Linked DNA regions of Homo sapiens: regions 2 and 3 are each linked to region 1. Evidence: chromatin contacts called from ENCODE Hi-C or POLR2A ChIA-PET data. All regions are on one chromosome and are shown on one strand. The core of a region is the stretch at or near the end of the contact, and the rest is flanking DNA. Distances in the headings are between cores, read along the strand shown.

What was found. Hi-C counts contacts between places; a loop is a spot of excess contacts on that map. ChIA-PET counts read pairs that join two places held with the same protein, here RNA polymerase II (POLR2A). Pooled maps may share reads with other maps.
Region 2: a loop to region 1 is called in a map with no recorded cell type, with 10 times the contacts of the local background. The contact joins the enhancer-like site here to the promoter of ANKRD10 in region 1. A Hi-C loop is called at or near these places in 4 of 37 single-sample maps with no recorded cell type and 3 of 50 pooled maps. POLR2A ChIA-PET finds 5 or more read pairs at or near these places in 1 of 52 experiments (GM10248).
Region 3: a map of naive thymus-derived CD4-positive, alpha-beta T cell shows a loop between it and region 1 (8-fold over the local background). The contact joins the promoter of ATP11A here to the promoter of ANKRD10 in region 1. A Hi-C loop is called at or near these places in 1 of 168 maps with a recorded cell type or tissue (naive thymus-derived CD4-positive, alpha-beta T cell), 1 of 37 single-sample maps with no recorded cell type and 12 of 50 pooled maps.

Annotation. Positions count from the first base shown.
Region 1 is chr13:110,913,343-110,916,600 of GRCh38, reverse strand. It overlaps ANKRD10 (ankyrin repeat domain 10), which reads left to right and starts at 1,532. Exons shown (of 6, transcript NM_017664.4): 1 at 1,532-1,876. The coding sequence starts at 1,667. RefSeq lists silencers at 691-850, 981-1,640, 1,911-2,280 and enhancers at 218-892, 2,391-2,520, 2,244-2,920.
Region 2 is chr13:112,802,299-112,805,556 of GRCh38, reverse strand. ATP11A (ATPase phospholipid transporting 11A) reads right to left here. Exons shown (of 30, transcript NM_015205.3): 3 at 511-600. Among named protein-coding and RNA genes, the nearest start is that of ATP11A-AS1, 49 kb to the right of the region's middle. RefSeq lists enhancers at 1,913-2,152, 2,979-3,228. Within about 2 kb of position 1,807, at least 2 of the 41 ENCODE cell types and tissues checked have a DNase peak (open chromatin) inside an H3K27ac peak, as active enhancers do.
Region 3 is chr13:112,688,788-112,692,045 of GRCh38, reverse strand. It overlaps ATP11A (ATPase phospholipid transporting 11A), which reads right to left and starts at 2,008. Exons shown (of 30, transcript NM_015205.3): 1 at 1,591-2,008. The coding sequence starts at 1,629. LOC102725228 (a long non-coding RNA gene) reads left to right here and starts at 2,231. Exons shown (of 2, transcript NR_187633.1): 1 at 2,231-2,383; 2 at 3,177-3,258. RefSeq lists enhancers at 1-355, 2,654-3,171 and silencers at 1,216-1,455, 1,476-2,405.

The DNA.
Region 1 (3,258 bases), core at 283-2,782:
AATTGCTCACTGAATTGAAATATTTGCTACTTCCCCACTATAGAGTGTTTCTCAATGTGTTTCATTCAGCATTGTACTCAACAAATGTTTGCTGTATGAAGACATGTCTGTGTTGAGTGTTTACACCACTAGTTAACAACTTCCCTTTGTTAAATCTTAGGTTTCTATTTTTTCGTTTTATTAACCAATGCTGCAATATGCTTTCTCGTGCATCAGTACTTCCCTAGACATCTAATTGCCTTGTTCAATTTGTGACGTAGAATTTTGCAAAAAGGAAGTTTACACAGCGAAAAACTATATATACAAATGAAATAAAATACATGATTTAAAAAGACCGCATATTTAGAAGCAAAGGAAATATTCATAAACATTGTGGTTATTCCTCAATAGTGAAATTACTGATGCTTTCATAATCAGAATAAAATTACATATGTAATAAAGTCCGTGATACTGTCATTCAAAATAGGGGATTTGGTACTCCCTTACATTTATACAGTTCTCAACAAAAAGCCTTTTATTGTTTGCTCTGTCTGGTCTTCTCGCTTATCTCTTAAACTTGCAAACGTATAGTCCTAGCCCACCGCACTCGGTTCCGAAGAAGGCGTCCCTCGGACAAAACCGAGGAATCTGTCCTGCTCTGTAAGGAACTAGGGCTTGCTGATTCCCAGATTTTAACGAGAATCCCTGCTCCCCGTAGGCGCTCCATAAATTTTTACTGGACAACTTCACCGCGCGCTACTGGGCCTCCGGGAGACCCGTGACTCCCACCCGCTCTGGGCGCGGGCCCGCAGAGCCTCAACCCGCGCCCCCGGCAGCCGGGATTCCCCGCCCGGACCGGCTCCCAGGCTGGAAACATCATGGTCCGCACCCGGGGCGCAGCCGAGACCCACCGCGCCGGAGGCCCCGGGACCCGCTCAGACCGCTGCTTGGCCACTCTACGCCCCTGAGCCCCCCACACAGCCAGCCCCGTGACCTCCGAGCCCCGTGACCTCCGAGCCCCGTGACCTCCAAGCCCCGGAAGCCGCTGTAGGCAGCGGCCCAGCCAGGCCCCGCCCCCTCCACCGGAGCTCCACGCGTCAATTCCAGCCAGGCCCCGCCCCCGGCCGCCCCAGGCGTGGACCCAAGCCAGGCCCCGCCCTCTGCCTGGCTACTCCAGGCGCCCACCGCCCCAGGCGTCCTCTAGCCCAAGCCCAATGCCCGGCTGCTCCAGACGTCGACAGCCCCATGCCCCGCCTCCTAATCGGCTGCTGCTGGCGTCCTCTGGTCCAGGCTCCGCTCCCTACCCGGCTGCTCCAGGCATCCTCTAGGCTAGACCCCGCCACCTACCGGCCGCTCCAGGCGTCCGCAGCTCCAAGCCCCGCCCTCCGCCCGGCTGCTCCAGGCGGCCTCCGGCTCAAGCCCCGCCCCCTGCCCGGCGGCTCCAGAGGTCCGCGGCTCCAGGCCCCGACCCCTGCCCGGCTGCACAAGGCGTCCTCTGGGCCAGGCCCCGCCCCCAGCCCGGCCGCTCCAGGCCCCGCCCCGCCCCCTCTGTGCGCGCTCCGCTCGGCAGCCTGTGGGACGCGACCGCGGCGCTAGTCTCGTTCCTTTGTGCTGCGGCGGCGGCTTCTCGAGTCCTCCCCGACGCGTCCTCTAGGCCAGCGAGCCCCGCGCTCTCCGGTGACGGACCATGTCGGCGGCGGGAGCGGGCGCGGGCGTAGAGGCGGGCTTCTCCAGCGAGGAGCTGCTCTCGCTCCGTTTCCCGCTGCACCGCGCCTGCCGCGACGGGGACCTGGCCACGCTCTGCTCGCTGCTGCAGCAGACACCCCACGCCCACCTGGCCTCTGAGGACTCCTTCTATGGCTGGACGCCCGTGCACTGGGCCGCGCATTTCGGCAAGGTGGGTGCGAACGCTTTAAGGCGCCATTTTCCCCGGCTGTCCAGTGGGAGTCGGGGAAAGCGGGTCTGAGGTGCGGGGGACGTGGGGCGTGCCGGGATCGCGGGGCGGAAGCGGGATCGACGGCGCCTGTGCCCCGAGGGGCCTAGGGCGCCTGTGCGGCAGCGCTCGCGGCCCGGAGTCGCGGCGGGGCAGCCGGGGGGCGCGGGGCGGAAGCGAGGTCGGTGGCGCCTGCGTCCGGAGGGGCCTAGGGCGCATGTGCGGCGGCGCGCGTAGCAAGTTTCTAACAAGGCGGGCTCCAAGGGTCCCGGCGCCTGTTGGCCGGATCCTGTGCGAGCGCGCGCGCGCGCGGATGGTGCGGGGCCCTCCAGGCCGGGCCGGAGGCGCGAGCGATTTCGCAGAGCCGGGTATTAGGCCGCGAAGTCGCCCAGGCGGCTTCCGGGGAGCCGAGCTGGGGTCAGAGGCGCGCGGGGAATGCCCGGGCGCGGTCGACCTTCTGGTTCCGCACAGCCTCGCCAGTAGCCGAGGGCCGCGCTGCGGACGAGCTCAGCCGAGGAGCAAGCGCCCCGGCGGGACTGGAAGGCCCCGGCAGCTGTGTGGGATGGAGGCCGGCTCTCCAGCTTCTGGGTTTGCTTTAAGGCTTGTAGCTGGCCCCGCTTCAGCAAAATTAGTGACGGCTGTGTTTATCTTGGATCTAAATTACTGCAGAAGTGGTTAAATTAAGCAGAATTCTCTTCCCGTGGAGGCTTTACGTTCCCCTCTTTTTTCTTAAACTGAAAATTCTGGGGGAACACAGTGCTGCTTTAAGGTTTTAAAAGGTTGGATAGCTACCGTTTCCTCATCTGTGAAGTCGTTGGGGTACTTGCTCTCAGAAATCTTAAATAAGATTTCACCGTGCATTTCAGAAGTGACTGGTTTTAATTAATATTTCTTAATTCACTGAAATTCAGGGATGTGTATAGTGTTTTTCTCGTAAGTGATGAGATGGGGTTAAATGGTTTTGCAGAAATATGTGAGAGGTAATGTGAAATAAGTTACTTTAAGAAGGCCTGGCCCTGGTAATGTCGTTACCAGCTGATGAAGTTGCGGTTTACCTTGCTGCCCCTGGTGCTACATTCACAAAGCAGCTGTGTCTTTTGGAAAGCAGTTTCTGATTCTTTTAAAGTGGAAAAGTCACTTTTCTTTCAATAAAAGAAATGAAAAGGAGTTTTGACGATCGGGGTGGGACAAGCAAGTTAATCAGTCCTCAAGGGCTGTTAGGTTCCTGTGGCACTGTCTCTGAAGTTGTGCAACCGTAGTACCTGCTGGAGAAAACAGGTGCCCAGGGGAAATGAGTTTCTTAACAAACAAAAGTAATAAAGCCTCCTCCCTGCGCTTCTGCGTGC
Region 2 (3,258 bases), core at 558-3,057, 1.9 Mb before region 1:
CTACAGGTGTGCACCACCACACCCAGCTAATTTTTGTATTTTTAGTAGAGACAGGGTTTAGCCATGCTGGCCAGGATGGTCCCTATCTCTGGACCTCGTGATCCTCCCAGAGTGCTGGGATTACAGGCGAGCCACTGTGCCCGGCCTGGATTTTCTTTAGAGCATCCACACACACTTAGGAAGAGTAAATTAAGTGTAACGATGCATAGCTTGGCAGTGAACTTGTCCAAATGATGACAAAGCTCTGATTTCCCCTCTGGTACTAGAAGGAAAGGGGCAGGAAAGGCTGTCACCAACTTAAACCCAAAGTAGCGTCGTGTGTAGTTTAGCTTGTGTGGATCTCACAGAACCAAGACATTTTGCCCTTCCTTAAGAAAATAAATAAATTAATCATAGGTGAGGGGCACCATGTCCTTGCTCTTTCATTAGCCGTGTGGCAGTTACCTGAGAATAAAATGTCACTTATTTAGATTTATATGTGATGAGATGGAAAACAATGACCGGCCTTACCTGCACCAGAAATATGATAAGGAAATAAAAGTTGGCTACTCTTCTGAATTGTTCAAATAAATTCTTGGGTATAAAGTTCCAAAATGTGTACTGCATAAAAGAAAAACAAACATCCATCATTGAGATCAGATTTTACTCTTGTAGTGTTACTCTAGGGCATAGTAAGTAGCACTGGATTTTACAGTACAAAATGTTTAGCTTTAGATATAAAACTCATAATTCATAATTTAGAGTGTTTGTTGACAGCTAAGACAGCTTAAACAAAGTGTGTACTCTGAAACACGTATGTAAATTACCTAACTCCAGAGAATTCAAGATAAAACGCAAGGTAGCTCAACAATAGTTTGATTATTAAGATGTCTTTTATAAAACGTAAACCTGTGATCATTAACTCAACACATTAGCATTTTACTTCAGTAATTTCTGCATGATCTCTCCTCTGAGTGAGAGCATGACAGCGAGCTGAATGGAAGCCTTCACCCAGCTCCAGGCAGCTTCTGAGGCAGGCGTGTTTCTTGTCCACAGCTCAGGCACAGGGGCTTTGAGGCCTCAGGGGGAAGGACAGGAAAAGGAGGGGAAGGAGGGCAGAGAGGGGATGGGGGGGAGGGAGGTGAAGGAGGGAAGGAGGAAAAGGAGGGGAAGGAGGGCAGAGAGGGGATGGGGGGAGGGAGGTGAAGGAGGGAAGGAGGGGAACGAGGGCAGAGAGGGGATGGGGGGAGGGAGGTGAAGGAGGGAAGGAGGAAAAGGAGGGGAAGGAGGGCAGAGAGGGGATGGGGGGAGGGAGGTGAAGGAGGGAAGGAGGGCAGAGAGGGGATGGGGGGAGGGAGGTGAAGGAGGGAAGGAGGGGAAGGAGGGCAGAGAGGGGATGGCAGGGAGGGAGGTGAAGGAGGGAAGGAGGGCAGAGAGGGGATGGGGGGAGGGAGGTGAAGGAGGAAAAGGAGGGGAAGGAGGGCAGAGAGGGGATGGGGGGAGGGAGGTGAAGGAGGGAAGGAGGAAAAGGAGGGAAGGAGGGCAGAGAGGGGATGGCAGGGAGGGAGGTGAAGGAGGGAAGGAGGGGAATGAGGGGAATGAGGGAAGGAAGGGAAGAAAGGAGGAAAAGGAGGGGAAGGAGGGCAGAGAGGGGATGGGGGGAGGGAGGTGAAGGAGGGAAGGAGGGGAATGAGGGAAGGAAGGGAAGCAAGGAGGAAAAGGAGGGGAAGGAGAGGAAGGAGGAGGAGGGGAAGGAGAGGAAGGAGGGGAGGGAGGGGAAGTAAGGCAGGGAGGGGAGGGAGAGGAAGGAGGGAAGGAGGGGAATGAGAGAAGGAGGGGAAGGAGGTCAGGGAGGGAAGGAGGGGAATGAGAGAAGGAGGGGAGGGAGGGGAAGGAGGGAGAATGCCCAGCCACCACAGCATCTCCTCTCCACACTTCTCATTTTGCTTCTGTAGCAGTTTCATTCAACTTCTGTGTTGAAAACAACAACGTCCCAGATGTCACGAACCTTCACTGAGTTTGGAAATAGTTTCTGAAATTTCATCTGACATGTTTTTACGCCGTAATGAAGACAGTCTACCGAAACCTGAAGAAGGTCTCACAGCCTGTGCTGCGGCCTCTGCCATCTGTGTGTCTCTTCAACGGGGCTTATTTCAAAATCCCATTCGAAGGTGGGTTCTGGCTCCTGGAAGCCAGAAGTAGTTGTCAAATTCTCATACCAAGAATTTCTTTAATTCCAGGCTCATGAATATAAGTTATTTACAATTCAATGTAACAACTAAAGCCTGGTATGGTCCTAAACTAACCAACATGTTCTGAATTTGGTGTTTACAAATATTTCAGAGGAAATCCATGTGCGTCTTTTAAAACTTCTCTGCCTCAAGTTTCCAGTGGCTTAGAGAGTATATAAGGAATTTCCATTTTCTATTCTAATTCACATTTACAAAGTGATTTTACCTTTCACAATAAAGTTCCTTAATGAGGGTAAAAACAGAGTAGTGGCTCCCCCCAGTTCATGACAACTACGGCCATATTTTCAGTTCCCATCTCAGGTTGACTGTAATAAAAAAGGCAAGGGGAGCTCCAGAAGAGAGTCTCTGGAGTTTTAAAAAAGAAACTAACTTTCCATGTCCTCCCTAGGTCATCCCGCCCTACCCATCCAAACACCCTTATTTTCCATGTGTTGTTTGATACCAGGTTTTTATCAGATGTGTGTTTTGCAAATCTATTCTCCCAGTCAGTGGCTCATATTTTAATTCTCTTAACTGTATTTTGCAAAGCTCAAGTTTTTAATCTTCACGAAGTCCAACTTATCAATTTTCCTTTCATGAACAGTGTTTTTGGTGTTATCCAAAAACTTGTTGCCAAACCCAAGGTCACCTAGACTTTCTCCTACATTTCTACAAGTTTCATTATTATACATTTTACATTTAGGTCTATGACTCACTTTGAGCTAATTTTCTTGAACGGTGTGTGATCACTGTCTAGAGTCACTGTTGCTGGGTTTTTTTTTTTTTTTTTTTTTGCATGTCCAGTTTTTCTAGCACTATTTGTTGAAAAGAAATAGTGCTTTTCTGTCTGCCCTGAATTGCCTTTGCTCCTTTGTCAAAGATGGGTTGACTATCTGGGTGAATGGGTTGACTATCTGGGTGGATTTACTGGGTGGATCTACTCCCAGGCTCTCTATGATGTTTCATTGATCTATTTGTCTATTCTTTTCTTTTTTTTTTGTGAGACGGAGTCTCGCTCTGTTGCCCAGGCTGGAGTGCAGTGGCGCGA
Region 3 (3,258 bases), core at 759-3,258, 1.8 Mb before region 1:
ACACAGGTTTACCACTCACATTAGGATTTGAACTGGGGGCTCGAGCACCAGTGAGGGAGTAACACAAGGCTCCTGGAGCCAAGCCTTTCAAGATCTAGCATCGGAATCATCAGAATCACCAGGGGTGAGTTCTCTCCACTTAAGTAAGTCAGGCTGACCTTCCTAAGGCTTCCCCGAGATCAGGAAACGATGTAAGGTGCACTCAAGTCTCCTTGACTCTCCGAGGTTTTTGGTTAATAAATAAATCCGGGGGAAAGCATTGATCTGGCATCCCCCACTGAAAAGAAACCTATCTATCTTTGGCCAAGGTCTCCTATTTAAAGAAGGCTCATAAATATGAAAGGCTGCCTGAGGTAATTCCTATGCCGGGAAAGAACAAAGTTCCCATAATACTGCCCTCTCTAGTATCAAACCCGGTGCATGCGACTTCTCGAACCTGTGATTGACCAGTGACCGCCAGCCTCTATGGAACAATGAAGCCTCTTGTGCAAGACAGTGGCAGGAAACGCTGTGCTTGGGACAGTTTTCTTCCTCTCCTACACACACACACACACACACACACCCTTTTTTTTTTTTTTTTTTGATACAGAGTCTCGCTCTGTCACCCAGGTTGGAGTGCAGTGGCTCGATCTCGGCTCATTGCAACCACCGCCTCCCGGGTTCAAGCGATTCTCCTGCCTCAGCCTCCTGAGTAGCTGGGATCCCAGGCGCCTACCACCACGCCCGGCTAATTTTCGTATTTTTTAGCAGAGACGGGGTTTCACCATGTCGGTCCGGCTGGTCTCAAACTCCTGACCTCGTGATCCGCCCGCCTCGGCCTCCAAAAGTGCTGGGATTACAGGCGTGAGCCACCGCGCCCGGCCACACACCCCTTTTTACACCTAACGCCAGGGATTCCGGTTTCCCCTCCTCTGGTGTAAAACAAAATCAACTTTTCCCCTTCCGAGTCTTCCCTCCTGAGCTCTTCACTTGCTTATCACTGAAGGGGCAAATTCCAGAGGAACCCAAGAAGACCCCGGACTTCTGATCTAATTGGTTACTTTAAGGTAAAAAATAAAAAGATTCCAAACTCCGCTTCTGAATCCCCCAGGGGTGTTAAAGAACAAACACAATTGCTACCTTTTTCTGCAGAAGTGTAACGCTTCCTCCCAATCCCTTAATCTTACAGACACGGCTGCGCGGAAGCCGCATCTGAAGGTTCCTCCCCAGACCCGGGCCCCGGCGGGGTCGAAGTTGGCTCCCTCCGGGCGCCCGGTCCGCCGGGACAGCTCGAACCCCAGCCAGCCTCTCCGAGGGACCCCCAGGGCGCTGCGGGCGGGAAGGGGGCGCCAGGCGGCCGCGGCCAGGGAGCAGGTGGCCGCCCGGGGCTGGGGCCCCGCGCTGTGCCCACCTAGACCCCGTCGGAAGCCCCAGGGTGTCAACTCCGAGGCCCCTCCCCAGCATCCCGCTCGTCCCCGGGGGCGGTCCGAGTCCCAGACATCGGAGACCTCCCGGGACCCCGGGGCTGGACCGGCCACAGGGTCCGGGCTGCGGGGCCGGCCCGCGTCTGTCTGGTCCCCGGGTCCCCCAGCCCGCGCCGGGAGCACTCACGTATCTGTGCACGAGCGTCCGCACGAGGCTGCAGTCCATGGCTCCTCCGGCCGCTCCCGCTCCGCCGTTCAGCGCCCCCGCGCCCGGCTCGGCGCGCCCATGGGCTCCGGGGTACTAGTGCGGCCGCGCCCCCCGCTCCGGTCACGGCCTCGGCGCGCCGGGCGGTGCAGGGGGCGGCCGCGGCCCCTCCGCGCTCATGCCCGGCCCGGCCGGCGAATGCTGGGTCCGCGGCCCCGCGCGTCGGCAGCTGCTCCACTGGCGGCAAGGCTGCTGCTCGGGGCCGCGCGCGCGCGCTCTGGCGCCTTCTCTCTCCCCGTCGGTCCGCCCGCTCGGTTGGGCTCGGCTGGAGCACCCCGGCCGCGGCGGAGCCTGCGCTCTGCTCCTCCCGAGTCTCCTCCTCCCCTGCCCGCCGCCCTCTGGAGCCTCCGGGCCCCGCTGGCTCCTGCCCCTGCTCCGGGCGCGCACGTCACCGGCGCAAGTGAGCATGCGCCCCGCGGCCGCAGCCCCCGCCGGCCCCGCGCCCACACCCGCGCTCGCACCCGCGCGCCGGCCCTGCCCCCTCGCGCCTCCGCCCGGGCCCCAGACCCTGGGGGCAGAGGGCAGAGGGCAGAGGTCAGAGGCCGCGGGGAGGAACCCCCCTGTTGCTTCCGCCTCCCGGGGCGCAGGCGCTGGGCGCGGCGGGGAAGGGACTCGGCACTGGGGAAACCCGGAGTTTCAGCCAGGGTCCCAGGGCTTCCTTCCCGGGTTCCTGCCGGAAAACTTTTCTCCTCCGCCCGGAAGCCTCGATGGGGCAGTGAGATCGCGGGGCGAGGTGGGAGTGTGGGAGGGGGCCGCGGGCAGAGAGCGGGAGTCCGGCTGGGTGGGAGATCTCCTGAGCCGAAGCTGGGTCTCGCCCCAGCGTGGCGCCACCGACCCGCAGGCTTTTCCTGCTCTGCAGATGGAGAGACACAGGGACGCTCCTCAGGTGGCTGCCCTGGGCTGCCAGCCTGTCAGTGGGAGGGGAGGGTGCAGACAAGAGGCCCCTGTTTCCGAAACCCCTCTGTCCCCAAAGCTGCGACAGCAGAAGACACTTAGGCGGCCTGAGGGGTTGGTGAACCACAGAGGAGCTCAGCTTCGCCTGGTCTCCAGCTCCCGGTGGCGGTGGCGTGTCCTTAATGCTGCTGGCTTTGAACTGGACTGAGAACTATTTACCACACAAACACCACCATTTCAATCCCGGAGAATGCCTGTTTTCCCTAGGGTGACCTGGCCGGGGTAACAAACACTTGTTCTCTAATTCCACGGTCAGCCTTGACTTAATTGAGGTACTTGATTTCCAACTTCCTGTCTTGCTGCCACAGATAATCACTGATGAAACCAAACAGGCAACACCTTTTGGTGGCCTGTGGAGAGCGCTGCCCCGTCTGGGTCTTAGGAAGGCAATTGAATATGAATGTTCTCCCGAGTGCTTGTGGAAAAGAGATGGTGTTGGCCACTTTTTAGACGAAGAGAAATGAGTACTAGTGAACACTAATCATAGTGACTAAACAGTAAACGGCTCCCATTTGTTGTCGGCTAAAGCACTGATTCTTCATTTTCCATCCCAGCCTGTCCTGCTCTGGCCTGCCCTGTGCTCAGGAAGCTGGCGGTCCCCCTCAGTGGATCTTCACCCACAGGGACAACCTGCTG